Linked DNA regions of Mus musculus: region 1 is linked to region 2. The links are chromatin contacts, found by Hi-C or POLR2A ChIA-PET in ENCODE. All regions are on one chromosome and are shown on one strand. The core of a region is the stretch at or near the end of the contact, and the rest is flanking DNA. Distances in the headings are between cores, read along the strand shown. Region 1 overlaps Nudcd3 (NudC domain containing 3). Region 2 overlaps Camk2b (calcium/calmodulin-dependent protein kinase II, beta).

The links. A loop is a pair of places that touch in the nucleus more often than their neighbours do. ChIA-PET counts read pairs that join two places held with the same protein, here RNA polymerase II (POLR2A).
Region 1: a map of v-Abl transformed pro-B cells shows a loop between it and region 2 (2.3-fold over the local background). The contact joins two enhancer-like sites. A Hi-C loop is called at or near these places in 4 of 37 maps with a recorded cell type or tissue (Patski, adrenal gland, gastrocnemius and 1 more). POLR2A ChIA-PET finds 5 or more read pairs at or near these places in 4 of 5 experiments (Patski and embryonic stem cell).

The regions. Positions count from the first base shown.
Region 1 is chr11:6,177,702-6,183,175 of GRCm38, forward strand. The region is part of intron 2 of Nudcd3 (NudC domain containing 3); the gene reads right to left. Among named protein-coding and RNA genes, the nearest start is that of Nudcd3, 20 kb to the right of the region's middle. Within about 2 kb of position 1,713, at least 1 of the 3 ENCODE cell types and tissues checked has a DNase peak (open chromatin) inside an H3K27ac peak, as active enhancers do.
Region 2 is chr11:6,017,666-6,022,595 of GRCm38, forward strand. The region is part of intron 2 of Camk2b (calcium/calmodulin-dependent protein kinase II, beta); the gene reads right to left. Among named protein-coding and RNA genes, the nearest start is that of Camk2b, 46 kb to the right of the region's middle. Within about 2 kb of position 2,247, at least 1 of the 3 ENCODE cell types and tissues checked has a DNase peak (open chromatin) inside an H3K27ac peak, as active enhancers do.

The DNA.
Region 1 (5,474 bases), core at 463-2,962, 160 kb after region 2:
GATGTAAAGTGAATAAGTAAAATAATAAAATTTAATTTAAAAAAAGAAACTGTTCTCTAGAGAGCAAGAGGCAGAAAGAATGTAAAGCAACAAATGTGAACTCACACTTTGAAATGTTTTTACTTGTGAACTCCAAAAGTGATTTACATATTCAAAAAGTAAAGAACAACAAAAACCTCCAAAGTGTTACAATGGTAGAAATGAACCTGACAGTGTGTGAAATCGAAACCCAATGCTATCACGGATGGATGGACAGCAGATGCTGTCACGGATGGATGGACGGACAGCAGATACTCATATGCTCAGCTTAGCCGGCACACTCACTTTCATTGCTCCCGCTCCCTATGGCCTGTCTAGCTGGGAAGCTGTAGCTCATCTCCTAGCTCTGTAGGTAAATAGTTCCTTAGAAGCTGGGTTACAGGGTCCCAAATGCAAAAACTTGCAAAACTATTTAACACAGAGCCAAATTTATCAAAAATCTGTAGTACTTCCTCCTCACAATACCTCACAGCAAAGTACAAGGTAGCCAGCAGCCTGTTAGCACACTCCAAGTCTGCTCTTCCAGCACAACATGGAAACGGGTACCCATGTGGGAAGTGAGGAGCTTGAAACCTTCACGGCACTAACAACACTCTGCCACATGGTCATTTTAAACACCTAGCACAATTTTGGAAATTGAATTATAACTGCAAATATCTGTGTTGGGGATGGATTGTGAGGGTATCAGGAGACCTCTTATGGACAGAAGTGTCTGGAGCCAAGTAGGTACAAGGGTACACTCAGGCCCAGGCAGGGCAAACAGGTCCACATCACAGCTACCCCATTTCCAGGAAACATTTTAAACTCTTATTGTTCTAATTTTCCTTAACCTTATTTCTAAAGAAATGCTCAAATTCTCATAATCATTTGTAGTCAGCCACCATTCCCCCATAACTCCATTGGAAAAAAAGTTGCAAGACTAGAGATCAAGACAGCTGGAGCAAGATTATCCAGCAAAACTCTTCCCACCCACAGGCCCGGCTGATGAAGCAGAACACTATGCAGTCATTCTAGAAAATGCAGCCAGTAACTACCCACCAAGGCTAGTGAGGAGGAGGAGCAGCAGCAGCAGGAACTGACACTGGCTAACAACTACAGAAAGGGGAAATTTTCAACTACAAGAGACAAAGGAGCGGCAGGAGAGTCCTTTAGCTCTGTGGAGCTCTAGCAGCAGCTAACAGGAAGCTCTGGGTAAGCCAAGCAGGGGGTGGGGGTAGGGAGAACACAGTGAACTGCTGCTACCCAGGACCACCAGGTTACAAAGTCCCCAAGAGGAGAGCACATGACCAGCCCACTGATGCAGACCCCTGCAGGTCACAGGAAGAGAGCACTGGCCTCCCAAGGAGAAGACTCTAGTCTGCACTTTGATGGGTTTGGCCACCTACTGAAGGCTGAAGGGAGTCCTAGTATGTTTCCTTCTCTGCATTCAACAGACCAGAGATGCAAGAAAATTGCCTGAGGTCTTCCCTAGATCCCAATAGCAGACAGTACTGCCACTAAGAGACCAGAATCCACAACCCTAGTGAAGAACGGGTAGATGAAAAACAAACACTAGGCAGCAGAAGGCGCTGGAAGGAGGTGAGTCCTTTCCAACGCACACACAGCACAGCACAGCACAGCGGTTCCACCCGCAGATCAGTGGGGTTTGCTTTCAGAGGCAGACTGTGCCCAGACACAATCAGCTGCTCATTTAACTCTGGGACAGCACAACACCCACTCTAAAACTCCCACTCGTGGGTGGCCAGGAAGAACCCTTCCTTTGTCTCGTCCTGACTTGAACTGCATGAGAACTCAAGGGAACAAAGAGCCAGTAAGTCAGAAGCTCCTGACCGCCCTAACAGAGCCAGTGGAGACTGGGCAGAGGGCTTGGGCTGAGCTGACACCCTCAGCCTCATTGCCTCAAGACTCTGAAACAAACGTTTACTCATTCCACATTGGTTGAATCCAATAAACAAACCCAACACATCTGTGAAACTGAGCACATATACATCCTAAGGTTATAGCTGAACTCACAAGGCTGAAGACAATACGAGGTAAAAGGAAACAGCGATAAGAAAGCGCAGGGTGAGGTGTAGGTAGGAGAGGCTGCTACAGGCCTCAACAGCTTCGCAAAATGTCTGAAGCAGGGCCCGACACCCAGTTTCTCCCCTAATTGGGAGGGATGTTCATGGCACACCATATGCTAGAGCATATCTACTATGAAAAGGGAAAGAAAGCCAGCAACCTCCATGGACAGCAACCTCCAGACAGATCTCTAAAGGGAAAAGCAGCTCCTCACCCTGTGGCAGGTTCTCAGGAAGATCCCAAAAAGGCACTGTCTTGAAAGGAGGTGACAGCTCCATCCATGCATGTTACTACCCCAAAGACCTTCCAGGAGAACAAGCTATGGAGGTGGAGAACAGTAATATTGATATCCTAATCCGGTATATACGTGGGTGGGTGTTAGCTTTACACACACACAAATACAAATTTAAAAATACATATATCAGAAACAGCTTTCAAGTAATGATACAAAGAAAGACAACAGTGTCCTCTTCCTCAGGAAACAGCAACCAGAAGCTGCACTGGCGGGAGGGCCCCAAGGGGCCCAGGATTAGGAGACTGAAGTGTCCTCAGTGAATTTGGCAGTGGTCTTAGACGCAGCTTCGGTTACCCATTAAAAAAATCTGACATCACTTGACTTTTCCTGGGTGCATCCCTAAATAATGAGGTTCTGAGGATTCTGACAGCACAGCTGTTTATTGTGTGCTAATTTATGTATTAATTATAAGTCGTGGGTTTCATTGTGGCATTTCCACACTTGTAGAGTGTCCACTGATCAAGTTCAACTCCCATTGTCCCTGCTTGTCCAGCCCACTCCTGCTGAACCCTTCTTCCTCTCTAGTCCTCCTACCTTCACATCTTTATTAATAATTCCATTTGTTTATTTTGGGTCTTCGTTCCCTGTTAGCCCTGGTTGTCCTAGAACTCACTCTGTAGACCAGGCTGGCCTTCAACTCTGCAATCCGCCTGCCTCTGCCTCATGAGTGTTGGGATTAAAGGCATGTGCCACCACTGCGCAGCTAATTTTTTCTTTTTTAATTATTTGTATGGATGTGTGCAATGTTGAGGCCAGAAGGTAATTTGTGGGGGTTGGTTCTCTTCTTCTACTTTGGATCCTAGGTATTAAATTGTCAGATTGTCAGACTTCTGCAAGTGCTTTTAGCTGAGCCATCCTGCCGGCGGGCCCTATTGTTTTTTAAATGACCCACATGAATCACAGAAGGAGCGGAAGTGAGGGGTTCATAAGCAGATGAGCACCTGACCAGCAGGGTGCACTACTACACTGGAGGGAGCACCTTTCCCTCTCCCAGCAACAGCTGCCTGTATATAACTCCTCAAGGGTAGGAGGACCTCAGGAGCTTCCCTCCTCCACGGTGGATGCTATTGGGGTCAGTCTTGTGTAAGTAGCCACAGCTGTCGGGGTTTTCGGGCATGCAGTAGCCATGTTATGGCTGGAAGTCAGCATTCCACAGGACTGAGCCCATTTCTTCACCTCTGACTTTTTTCTCCTTTTGATTCCCTCAGTGTTCCCTGAGGGGTGTAGAAATGTCTCCTTTGTGGCTGAGGACTCAACTCTTATTCTCTCCACTTTGACCAGTGATGGGCTTCTTTCTTGAGGTAATTGGGTTGTGTAATTGGTTTGGGGTCTTTGGGGGTTTTTTTTGGGGGGGGAGGTGTTTGGGTTGTGTTTTTGTTTTTGGGTTTTGTTTTGGTTTTTGGTTTTTTTTTTTTTTTTGGTTTTTTAAGACAGGGTTTCTCGGTTTAGCCCAGGCTGGCCTCGAACTCAGAACTCTCTCTGCCTCTGCCTCTGCCTCCCAAGTGCTGGGATTAAAGGCGTGCGCCACCACTGCCCGGCCAAAAAGAGAGTTATATCCGTGAGTTTTGTCTGCTGTTTGTGTGTGTGTGTGTGTGTGTATGTATTTTTCCCTGGAACTGGAATTACAAATGGTTGTTAGCCACTGTTTGGGCACTAAGATTGGACCTGAGTCCTCTAGAAGGGTAGCTAGTGCTCTTAAACCTCCAAGCCACCTCTGCAGCCCATGGCTTTGCTTCTTTACACTCAAAGCCATCACATTCATTTCTCCCCTCTTGATTCCATCCTCTGCTCCCCTTAGATTTTCTTATGGATGAAGAGTGAGTTTGAAGACCCTACCTTCGGTTGCTAGCTCCTTGGCTCTCAGGGGTTGCTGCAACTCAGTGGGCCTTAGTTTTTTGTTTGTGGCTTACAACCATCCATAACGAAATCTGATGCCCTCTTCTGGAGTATCTGAGGACAGATACAGTGGACTTCATATAATTAATTAATTAATTTTTAAAAACCTGGAATACAGTCACACATTTCTTAGTGTGGTAAGTTCTGAGAACTGCACAGTTAGGTGATTTAGCTGTGGTACACACATCATGGAGTGTGCTTACATAAAGATGGTAGTATATTCATAAGCCTGACCGTCATGTTACTGTACTGAATACTGCAGGCAGTTGTAACATAATGGTGAATATTAATGTTTAAAAATAGAAGGACAGCAAAAAATAGGGTGTAAAAATTAAAATGATACACCTTCTAGGCACTTGCCATGAAGAGATTGCAGGACTGGAAGTTCTGTGTGAGCCAGTGAGTGAGTGGGTGTGAGCACAGATGCCTGGTTAAACTGGGCACTACACTAGAGTTCAGCATTGGCTTAGCTATACTATTCATAAAAAACGTTTTCTTTCTTCTATAATAAACGTTAATATGCCTTTATTGATTTCATAAATTTATTAATTTTTTAAACTTTGACTCATATAATAACACTTGGCTGAAAACGTGAACACATTGTACTTAGTATCACTGTATTTTATTCTTCTATTAATTTTTCTTCATACTCATTTCACTTTATTTTTCTTATATAGAATCTCTTATGTGGTAGCAACAGCTGGAGCCTGGGTCTTCTGAACAGAGACTCTGGTATGGGTTTCTACAAGATGGTCAGTGTACTGGTAAGGAGACTTGATAAACACGGTCTCTTTCCAGAGTCTGGGGGTCAGGTATTGTAGGTCTAGGAGATGCCATAACAAATGACCTTGGCAAAGTTGCCCAGGGTGGCAATGCAGCTCCTGGCTTATGTGGCACAGTCATCAGTGCCAGCACCTCTTTGGACACCACCATAGTGGTCTCCTACCTTGCACAGAACAGTGTGGGGCTTGACAATCTTGCTCTCCTAGTAGCCTCTCCACACAGGGACGAGGGAAACACCAAAGAGAGCTAGCTCCCCCACAAAACTGACCATGCTGCTACCACAGGCTTGACTTGAACACACCAGTTCAGAGAGGCTCATTCCCCTCTCTGAAGCTCTCTTCCTACTCCCTCCACAATAGTCTCTTCAGATCACCAAATCCAGGTTCACCAAGTGCCA
Region 2 (4,930 bases), core at 997-3,496:
CCTAGCTTGCTTAGTTGTCTACTCTGCCAGACACAAATCTCAGGTGTCCCCTGAGCTTGGTAGCAAGTGTGGAGGACCTCACCAGCAAGGTCCAGGCCATCAAGAGACCTGAGAAGCGAAGCGACTCCAACAGAGCCTGCACACCCATGCTGAGTGACTCACAAGGGATGAGGCAGCCCACTTCTCCCCCCCCCCCCCCCCCCGCCACAGGATGCTCCCCTGCACCCGCAGAGCAGGTGACCCAGTTCAGCCTCAAAGCCAAGGCTTTGTCTTCCTGCTCAAGGGCTGTGACAAAGGCTTGGCCTGCATCCTCTGCAGCCTGCAGCTTCCACATGCTGAAGGATCTGTGTCCTCTTGCAAATGCTGCTGCAGGAGGACAAGCAATGCAGCCAAGGGCAGAGGAATGGCTTCCTGCCTCCCTCACCCCATGGCCTTATGAAAACCACTGTAAGACCCCAGACCATCCGAATCACTCACTTGCACAAACTGGGCCAATGTAAACTTGTGCAGTCCCTGGGTACAAGAGTTTATGACTTAAGGGTCAAGCTGCCTTCCAGGCTCTCATAGGTTTTGGGGACTTGCACGACTCTCTAGGGATTCAGGGAGTGGAATGGAAGTAGTCTATGTATACAGGTGACAGGGCTAGTGTCCATCACCTTGCAGATGACAGGAGCAGGGGCTGCCCCAAGGTGCTGGCAGTTAGGCCACAGCATGTGACATGTCCTTCCAAAGCATCTGTCACATGACAGGTACCATCTGTGAGTGTTACAGGTGATAAGCTGTTTAATTCCAAAAATGCCCAAGAGGCAGAGGTAGCAAGCTGGTGGCTGGGGACAGGAGGGATGGCCCACCTTTGATCCCAGAGACACTCAGGGTGTGGTTCCAACGACTTCCAGCACCTGGAAGCCAGGGCAGCAGGCCTCATAGGACAAGTTGAAGTGATATTTTGTAGTCAGTCTCTGCAAGTAACTCTCATTTCCTGTCCCTTTTTCTAGAGATAAGAAGGCAGAGATTCTCCGCCCACTCCAATTACCTTCTCCTCCCCCAGTTTGCCACCCTCGAGCCCCCCCACCTGCTCCCTGGCAGAGGTGACTCATAACCCAGGGGGTTGGGGTGGCAAACAAGAGGAGCCAACAAGCAGGGGACAGGAGGGGCGTGGGTGGCTCCCAGCCCTGCCAGCTGCAGGCTGTCATGGGAGGACACTGGGTGGGACAGAGGAGGGGCAAGAAGAGGAAGATGCAAGTTCCAATTTCACAAGAGGGCTCCCTTCTTGCACTCCCTGTGGCCCTGGGCATCTGCAATTCCGGGACCGAGCTCATGCCAGCTGTACAGGTCATGTCCCACATGCAGTATGGCTTGGGATAACTGATACTCCTGTGTTGGCCCTCATTTGCCTGATGGGAACAATGACAGTGCCTGATGCCAAAGGACTGTGCTTGACTGAACTCTGAAGTGTGTAGAGGGCACACCCACACCTGATGCAGGCAGGTTCATGGCGTTTCCTCCACTCATCAGTGGGCACTACCCTCACCCCAGAGAGGTTGCCAGTGATCACTGAGAGCCTCTCCGTTCTGTAGGAAGACTCAGGACCTGTGAGGGAACTTCAGAGATAATGCACTCCAAGTAGGAAGGGCCTAGGGACATGGACCCTGTAAGTGGGGACAGCGGTGGGTCCCTGCTCAAACCACCCTTGCTCACGTACATGGGCAGGAAGTTGGGAAATGGCTGACCATGGCTTCCTGAGCTAAATCAGTTATCCCATGGCAGGATACTGGATGAGGGAAGTTCCTGATGGCCAGGGCATGTCATGTCACAGGATTCTCTCCCTCCTCAGTGAGCAGCAATGGGACCCAGATTACCCATAAGGCTTTGGCTGAGTGTCCAGTAAACTATAGGTCGTTACAAGGCCCAGTGAGGGCCTCAGTCTCTCCCCATTCAAGGGGTAGCAAAGATGCCACATCCACCATTGCTGGTCCTGTTCAAAATCAACAAAGGCCACCACAGAGAAGGGCTCTCCATCCAGCCTGAATCTCCTTCTGATCACTTAGGGAGCTGGGCACATGCCTAGCCAGTGCTCCCGATTGCTGTCTTTGCCTTCGGCACATGGAAAGACCTGTTCCAAAGGAACTGGCTCAGCTTGCTCTCTTTCTCATCCCTCTCAGCCACATACATCCTGCAGGGCCTGGGGGTCAGCTATCGTAAGTCTCAAAGGGCTCAGAACAGCCACTTCACATAACGCCCCAGCCCACACACTTCAATCCCAGGTCCCAACCATCTATACGTTTAACATCAGGATTTCACACTCTCAAGGGCCATGCGTATGCATGCCAAGGAATCCAATTGCCAACTCTGCATCAGTGAGCTGCCAGCCTGGAGACTGTGGGATGCCCTGCTGGCTGTAGCTTCACCAGCACCCTGTAGACCTGGGTGGGTACCAGGAAAGACAAAAAAGTGAGTTCAAATCTAAGGACCGGTGCAAGCTAGCCCAGGGCCAGTAGAGAGGCCTTGAAACTCCAATCTTAGATTTTTCCAAAGACAGGGAGCTGATTGGGTGGGGGATGGTTTTTGAAGGAAGACTGTCACCCGGGCGAAATCCTGCCTGAGCAGAGCTTTGCCACATTCCCCGGGCTAGTTTGCATGGAGACAAACTCGCCCAGGCCCACCCTGGTCAGCCTAGGCTATGCAGGCTTGCAGTGGGGTCTGCCTACCCAGTGGGATAGCTTGGGGCACAGCTGGTACAGAAGCTGAAAGTGGGTCAGGGACAGAGACTAACTAGTTCTTATGAGAGACAAGTGGCTCTTGTGGGTGAGCAAAGACCACTCCCCCACACAACCCACACAGTCCCTCAGGGGAAAGGCTTCTGTCTGCGCAACACTGGCTTTGGGCAGACCGGGAGAGCTCCTGGATTCCTTCCAGTAGGAGTTCTCCAAGGGTGCCCTCCAAGGGCATCATGGGAGGTAGCAAGCACCTGACAGTGGAAGTGACAATGAGATGGGCGCTGGAGGAGGACACTCGGACTTCTGTCTAATCCCTAGGACCAGAGATGGCAAGGATTTCCAGTCAGGCCCACACGCAAAGCTGAAGGCTGTCAGGCCAGAGAAGTGGAAAGAGGTGACTCTCACTGTGGCTTTCTGTACATGTTTTGTTTTAAGACAGCATCACGGCAACCAGCAATTAACCTGACAGCACCAGCCGGCAGCCACGAGGAGAGACATCTGTGTGCGTGTCCCACAGCTGCCTGCCACCCCTCTGGCATCAAGAAAGGAAGCAGGGCTCCCAAGGGACCCTGACCACCTGCATGGAACATACAGTTATCCCTAAGAATTGCCACCCACACCAGAGTGGAGGGCCTCTGAACTATTTCCCAATTCGTCAGCGATGGCGGGCGTTCTGGGGCTGCACGGTGAGGACACTATCTTCCCTCCACAGGGTCCACTTGTCCTTCAGCTGATGTGCCACTCCCAGGGCCCTCTGCAGACGCGAGAACCTTCTGTGCACTCGTGGGTGCAGCTCCACTTCGAAGCAGAGATGTTGCTTGGCAATCCTGCTCTCTCATTGCCAAGCTGGCAGCTGAAGCAAGGTCGTGGGGTGAGGCCTAACATTGGGGTCAGTGCTGTGTACTGCCATAATAGAGAAACTAGGGAAGTCCTCACATGCTCAACCATGTGTCCCCCCACCCCCCAGCTCGGTCTCTAGGGATAGGACAGTGACTCTCTCCATATCCACCCCCCACCCGGAGAGGGCACAGCTCTTGTTCATTCTTGCAAGCTACATAATTATGCAAACATTCCCCTGCGGACACCTGGGTCACCAATCCTGGCTATCACACAGCCTGCCTCCCCCAGGCCTGCTGATTCATGGTGCTCTGAGAGCAGACTCGGAGACCTGCACGCATGCTCTTCCATGGTCTCTGAGAGCGTGTGACTGCAGCTTTTGGGTCATCTCATCTGACCAGTGTCAGCTCTTGTGCTGGTCATGCCCATTGCCCTGGAACAGGACTCCTACATCCCTGGCTGTGAACAGGAAGGGATCAAAGTGAAGGGCCTGGACTCCGAGGTCTCAGCTTTGTCAATCACTGTTCTTACACAGGCCATGGTTTGAACAGCTGTCCCCTCCCCCAGCTCTAGGGCCATTAGTCTACACCTGGGGTGATGTCTCCCCACACACAGTTCCCAGAGCAGCCCACCTCTTCAGATACCATGAAAAAATCCTCCAGTGACAGCGGGTGAGCTTTGTGCTGGAGACTAAGCATCATATCGCACAGTCATGGGACAGAGCAAAAGCTTTGGAGGTCAGTGGCCTCAAGAGTACAAGACTCACTCTGTGGCCCTACACGGTAAGTCACAGGCCACCTCAAGGCTCAGGCTACATTCCTGCCACAGTTCCTGGGCATGGTGGCCTGTGCCTAACCTCTGCCTCCCAACTGTACCCACCACATCCTTCTTGGCCTTTCCAGAGACTTCAAATACTGCCCAGATCTGCACGTGCATCCCAGACTGGACACCTAGGACCCAATCTGGCCAGAGACTTGCTCTCATGAGGCTGGGAAGCACTTCTAGCTGCTAAGGACATAAAAGGGGGAAAAAACTTAGCAAATGAGCTTTGTAGCTCCAGCCCACTTATGTAATGCACACTATTCACTGCTGCTCTGGGCTCTACCCTGAACCAGCCACATAAACCATGCAGAGGTCCTATCATGTTCTTGTAGCCAAAGAGGCCTGGTATGCAAGCATCACCTGCCAGCTGAGACCAGTTTGCAGCATCCCAACTCCCATGGGAGCACAAGGAGAGGAACTGGCTCCAAAGAAGTTTCATCTTCTTTTGTGTCTGTATCCCACTCTGGGAAATACCTTCTCCTCATGAAAAGCCTAGGCCTGCTGGGTCTCCAGCCTCCCTCCACTGAGCTGCAAGCAGCATCGGCCATTTCACA